2 separate regions of the Mus musculus genome follow, and region 2 is linked to region 1. The links are chromatin loops, found by intact Hi-C in ENCODE. Cell type or tissue: heart. All regions are shown on one strand. Region 1 has its middle 33 kb from the start of 1700029H14Rik. Region 2 overlaps Grk1 (G protein-coupled receptor kinase 1).

Region 1 (2,500 bases):
CTGTCCATCTGTCTGTCTGTCTGTCTGTCTCTTCCTGCTGCCTGTAGACCCAGCTCTTTCTCCAGCACCATGTCTGCCTGCATGCCATATGCTACCCACCATGACGATAATGGACTGACCCTCTGAAACCATAAGCCAAGCCCAATGGAACGCTTTATAAGAGTTGCCTTGGTCATGGTGTCTCTTCACAGCAATAGAACAGTGGCTGGGACAGAAGTCCGGTCCATAGACATAGAAGAAGGGTAATAATTGCCAGGGAAGTGAACGGAGGCTGCATACTTGTGAGACATGTGGCGCCTTTCTGGAGTGATGAAAATGTTTTGAAACTCTAGGAAGGATGTGGTGGTGCTTCGAGGTGCCCTTGTAGAAGGATGCTAGGCAACACGACTGTCACCTCAGTACTAGTAAGTACTGGGAAATCAGGGTGTTTAATGAGTGACTACTGCAGATAAAAGTCACCGAGACAGCCAGTGGCTCTCCAGCCCCCGATGTGTGTGCTCTTGTTCTTTTCTATGGAGGGGATCTTATGACTGCCAGAGAAGTGTAGCAGCTCACCCTTCCCATTCATCCCAGACACTCTGCAAGGAGCCCACGTCTCAGAGCCTTCAGCCTTCCTGTTTGCCTCTACTGCAAAATGATGCTTGCGGGGAGAAAAAAATCCATAGCTCCACTTGCTGGCAGAGGAGAGTACCACCCTGGTGGGCCTTACACTGCAAGAAAACATCAATTCTTGGAAGGGACCCTTGGTTTCTGCACTGAGGCTGGAATAGTGCAATCTTTTTGTCACTGAGCCCTCAGTGGGACAACGGCTGGACATCTCGCTTTGGGCACACTGTGTGGCTGTCCCACAACACTGACATTACAAGTACCTCACTCACTCGGCCCCTCCTCCTGCCCTGTCAAGGCCTGTGGGTCTTCCTCAGAGATCTATCCCTCACTTCATGGTTGCTGCTTCACTGCAGAGACCTCCTATCCCCAGTCTGCCCAGTGTTTCCCTATCACTGGGTGGATGGCCTGAGCCATCCACATGCCCCCTGCTTCAGGATAGTTGAGCTGCATAGTTCATAATCATGACTCAGGGATTGTTGTATCTAAATCTGACAGAGTTCGCAGCTCCTCGGCCAGGTGCAGATCACCTCACTAGCGGCTTGGGGGCAGTCTACCTCACAGTGCAGACTCACTAGGTCCCCTCTGTACTTTCCCACTGTAGACCTCCAGCTTTTTGAGACCCCAGGACCCCTTCCAGTTGAGCACACATGCTCCTATCCCTAACAAGGGCCGTCTGTCCACGTGAGTGATACAAACTTGGGCCCATTTCTGCTGGTGAAGGAATGTGCCACAGACTCAGCGGTGGCCCACAAAGCCCAGGGAGATTCCTGGAAGAGAAACTCTGTGTTCCTCCAGATTTAGAGACATGTGTAGCCAGGGTGTTTAAAAGGAAAGTGGAATTTTTGTTTTTCCTTGGAAGTGACGGTTATTTATCTTGTCAATTCCAGAACACGTGAGGCACGGGGTTCTGGTCTGACTGCCTCCAAGTCTGAGATTCTGTTGTCTGGGAAGACAACTGCATTCCTGAGATGTGGGGCTGTCAAGAGGGCTGTTTTAATGGGCTCTGTGGAGGCCCTGTGGCCAGGAAGAATGTTCTTGTGGGTACAGCCTGGTCTGCCAGAGGAGTGGGCTGGACCCGCTCACACTGGGACCTCAGCCCCGCACAGGGGAGAAGCTTCACCCGTGGTCTCATCCACTCATAGCCTAGCTGGAGCCTTCCTGGACCCTGAATGTGAGCCAGCTCGTGGATGGACAGAGGGAAGTGGAGCTCGGGCGTCAGGGAGACGTAACCTGAGCCTGAGAGGAGGCGAGGCCTCAGCACTCCTTGGACAGCAGCTGGCCCAGCATCTACAGAGCCAGTTCTCCACACACCTGGGTGGCTTCACCAAGGCTGGGAGAAGTGAGCCCACGGCAGGCACCTATAGGCTAGAAGTCTCCCTATCCATGGACATGAAAAGTGCTCTCAGGTCATGTGCAAACACTTTTGTGTTCCTGGCATGGGGGAACCGTTCTCTTTGTTCTGTTTCTTGCAGGCGGCTTTGTCCCTTTCCAAGGGTTTCACACTCTCAGTGCCCACGAGGGCCTGTCTCCAATCTTGTTGACACTGGTTGTGTTGACATCAAGTGCTCTGTTCTGGTCACTGTGTCCCTCTGCCTGGCCCAGCGTGGGGCCTACTGTGCTCTTGGTTAGGCAGAGACTCAGAGCTAAGGCTTCGGAGGCTGGGATTTAAGCCAAGGCTGGAGGGAGCCAAGCCCTGAATATCCTCGCCAGAATCCACAGGATCCAACTACCAGGCACCCAGCCAAGAGAGGGGTTATATCTGCCACAGACTTGAGGAGAAGCTCCTGTCCCACACATGGAGCCCCTGAAGCCACCCTCTGTCCTGTCCTCTATCGCCTCAGATGCTGAGGGTAATGAGAAGTGAGGACCTTAAGGTCCTGGGTGTCTGATT
Region 2 (2,500 bases), 120 kb before region 1:
TTGGCCAGTAGAGGGCGCCATTGCTTGCCTAATCTTTACCTTCCTGAGCTTACTGAGATGCAGTGGCAACCCTACCTCGTAAATCCTTTGCCTGGGACCACAGTGTAAATCCTGACCGCAGTGTAGGCTCTGGAAATGCTGAGTTAGGGTGCAAACTAGAAGCTTGCATTCCAGGAGACAATGAGACAAGAAACACACTTGCTCCCTCATCCAGTGACCCATGGGTGCTGGCTCTGGAACAACAATATTCTTTGTAAAAACCCAAAACATGAAGGCAAAGGGTGGCATGGTCAGAGTATAGTCTGACACTACCGGGGGTGGCACTGGGTGGACACTGGTGGCATCCTGAAGTGGAGAGGTGGTGCGCGTGGCTCCGGAAAGGGATGCTGGACAATTCACCTTCCAGAAGGGCTAGGAGTGCAGGAGCAATTCCATGGCCTGTTACATGGGGCGGAGAAGCCAACAGAATGGGCGGGAGGAGATGGTCTATACACTGGGTTGCAGACGCTGGGTACTAATATGTGTGGTGGGTTGTAAGGGGTTGAGATTTTCATGAAAATGGTCTGGTTGTGAGCAGGCAGCTAGGAGGACCAGGGAGGCCACGCTTGTGGAGAAGGCCACACAGTGGCTATGCTATCAGGTGCTGTTCTTTGAGTGCATTCAGCTATAGCTTCACTGTAGGTAATAAAAGAAGGTTCAAGGAACAAAGTGACTGAGGACAGCATAGGACTGTGACCCCATCACCCGTGTTCCTCAGGCTTTGGCCACAGCGCCTGGGTCACTGGGCTCACTCTGGATTACAGGACACAGAGCTCACGTCTGTATCCTTATAAGAGGAGAGTGAGAAGGTCCCAGCAGCATCTGTCACGTTCGTCTAACCCAGGAGTCACACACAGCATAAGCACACTGTCCTGAATCTGAGTGGAGGCTTCATATCCCACATTAGTGAGATTCCTGACCCCGGCAATTCTGCTCCTAGGAATCTTTGGCTAGGCTGGAAGACGTTTTTGGTTGTTAGCACTGTGGGCATCCAGTGGGTAGTGGCCAGGGTAATGCTCAATGTCCTGAAATGACAACAAAGAGGTTTTTGGCCTCCAAGTCACTGGTGGGGAGACCACTCACTCCCCTGGGGGTAGGGTATCACTAGAGCCTCAGTAGGGCTGTGAGTACTGGGTAGGAGCCACGCTGTGGGAAAGCAGGTGCATCTATGAACCTACATATGTTCGTGGCGGCAGGTTTCATGGCCCCTGAGCTCCTGCGAGGTGAAGAATACGACTTCTCTGTGGACTACTTTGCCCTGGGGGTCACATTGTACGAGATGATCGCAGCCAGAGGACCCTTCCGAGCCCGAGGAGAGAAGGTAGGTGCCGTCTGGCAGGAACCCCTGAAAGGGTCCATTCTGGGGCAGACATGGATGGGTTGGGTTGTGCCAAGGACTATATAAGGAGCACAGGCTCTGGGTTCCTGGTCCTGCAGGATATTCTGTCCCAAAGCCTGCCTGTTCTTGAGACCTGAGAGTAGAGCTGTTGGAAGATTCTAACTGTCTTTGCACACCACGGCCAGCAGGTGGCAGAGCAAACATGCTCTAGCTGAGACTGGACCTCTCTCCCTGGTTTGACAGTGGCTTCTATCATTAGGTCCTTTTGGTGCTGACTTCACAAGGAGGCCACTGCCGGGTCCCTAGCTAGCAGTGGCCACCAGGACATTGCTCTTGGGGCCTCGGACAACCACCCTATATAGTTTCTCTGCTCTTCATTTCTGTTTACACACAGAGGTTGGTCTGGGCCAGAAGCTATTTTATGTCCCAGTAGGGACAGTGTCCACCTACTTGTGGCTACCTTGACCTCGCCTGAGCTTACAGCTCTATGTTGTCATGTGATCCTGGCCAAACGTGGAGAAGTGTCTGAGTCTCACAGGCCTCCACAGTGACAGACCTTAGTTAGGCCTGTGTGCGTGAACATTCGTTCAGGTTCCACATGCTGCGTTTGTTCTGCCTGTGCCTGCCAGAGAGATGATGAGCACCGGCTTTGCTATGGGGGATGCCTGGGGAGCAAGCCACACTGTCTTCGTCATACACTTTAGGTGTGGGGAGCTTTGTTTAGGAGACTCCACCAAAGCTGACCAGAAGTAAGGCAAGCCTATTTCTTAGGCTTCTCATGGTTTTGTAACACCATGCTCAGTCAAGCTCTCAGGCAACAACGTTCGCTTCTGGTCATAGTCTGTGCAGTGGCTGTCCAGCTGTGTAAACATGTGGATAAGTCAACCGGCACCACCCTTTAAAACAGCTGGAGAGTGTGGCTGGAGACTTCACTTTTTGACTTTGTTTCTCCGTCCTGAGATGGGAGCCTTTCAAAGCCAAGCCACCTGGGAGGGGCCCACCGGATGACATTGGCCACGCCCACCGGTCACGCCCACTGCCCACACCCACCCCAGTGAGGGTGAGCACCAAGTCCTAAGGCTTGAGGCTTGGCCAGGGCTCAAGTGAAGTGGTGCATTTACC

What was found. Hi-C counts contacts between places; a loop is a spot of excess contacts. Peaks named below come from ENCODE experiments on the same cell type or tissue, not always from the same donor. Only the 100,000 strongest peaks of a DNase experiment are listed, where the experiment ranks them.
Region 2: a loop joins it to region 1, with 2.7 times the contacts of the local background. A loop is called at or near these places in 12 of 42 quality-filtered maps.

What each region holds. Positions count from the first base shown.
Region 1 is chr8:13,527,862-13,530,361 of GRCm38, forward strand. No RefSeq gene overlaps it. Among named protein-coding and RNA genes, the nearest start is that of 1700029H14Rik, 33 kb to the right of the region's middle. In heart, a CTCF peak has its summit at 1,143; DNase peaks (open chromatin) are centred at 1,350, 1,680 and 2,270; H3K27ac peaks cover 820 bases.
Region 2 is chr8:13,411,814-13,414,313 of GRCm38, forward strand. Grk1 (G protein-coupled receptor kinase 1) reads left to right here. Exons shown (of 7, transcript NM_011881.3): 5 at 1,236-1,360. Among named protein-coding and RNA genes, the nearest start is that of Grk1, 8.0 kb to the left of the region's middle. In heart, a CTCF peak has its summit at 1,550 (motif pointing right); a DNase peak (open chromatin) is centred at 2,348; H3K27me3 peaks cover 1,182 bases.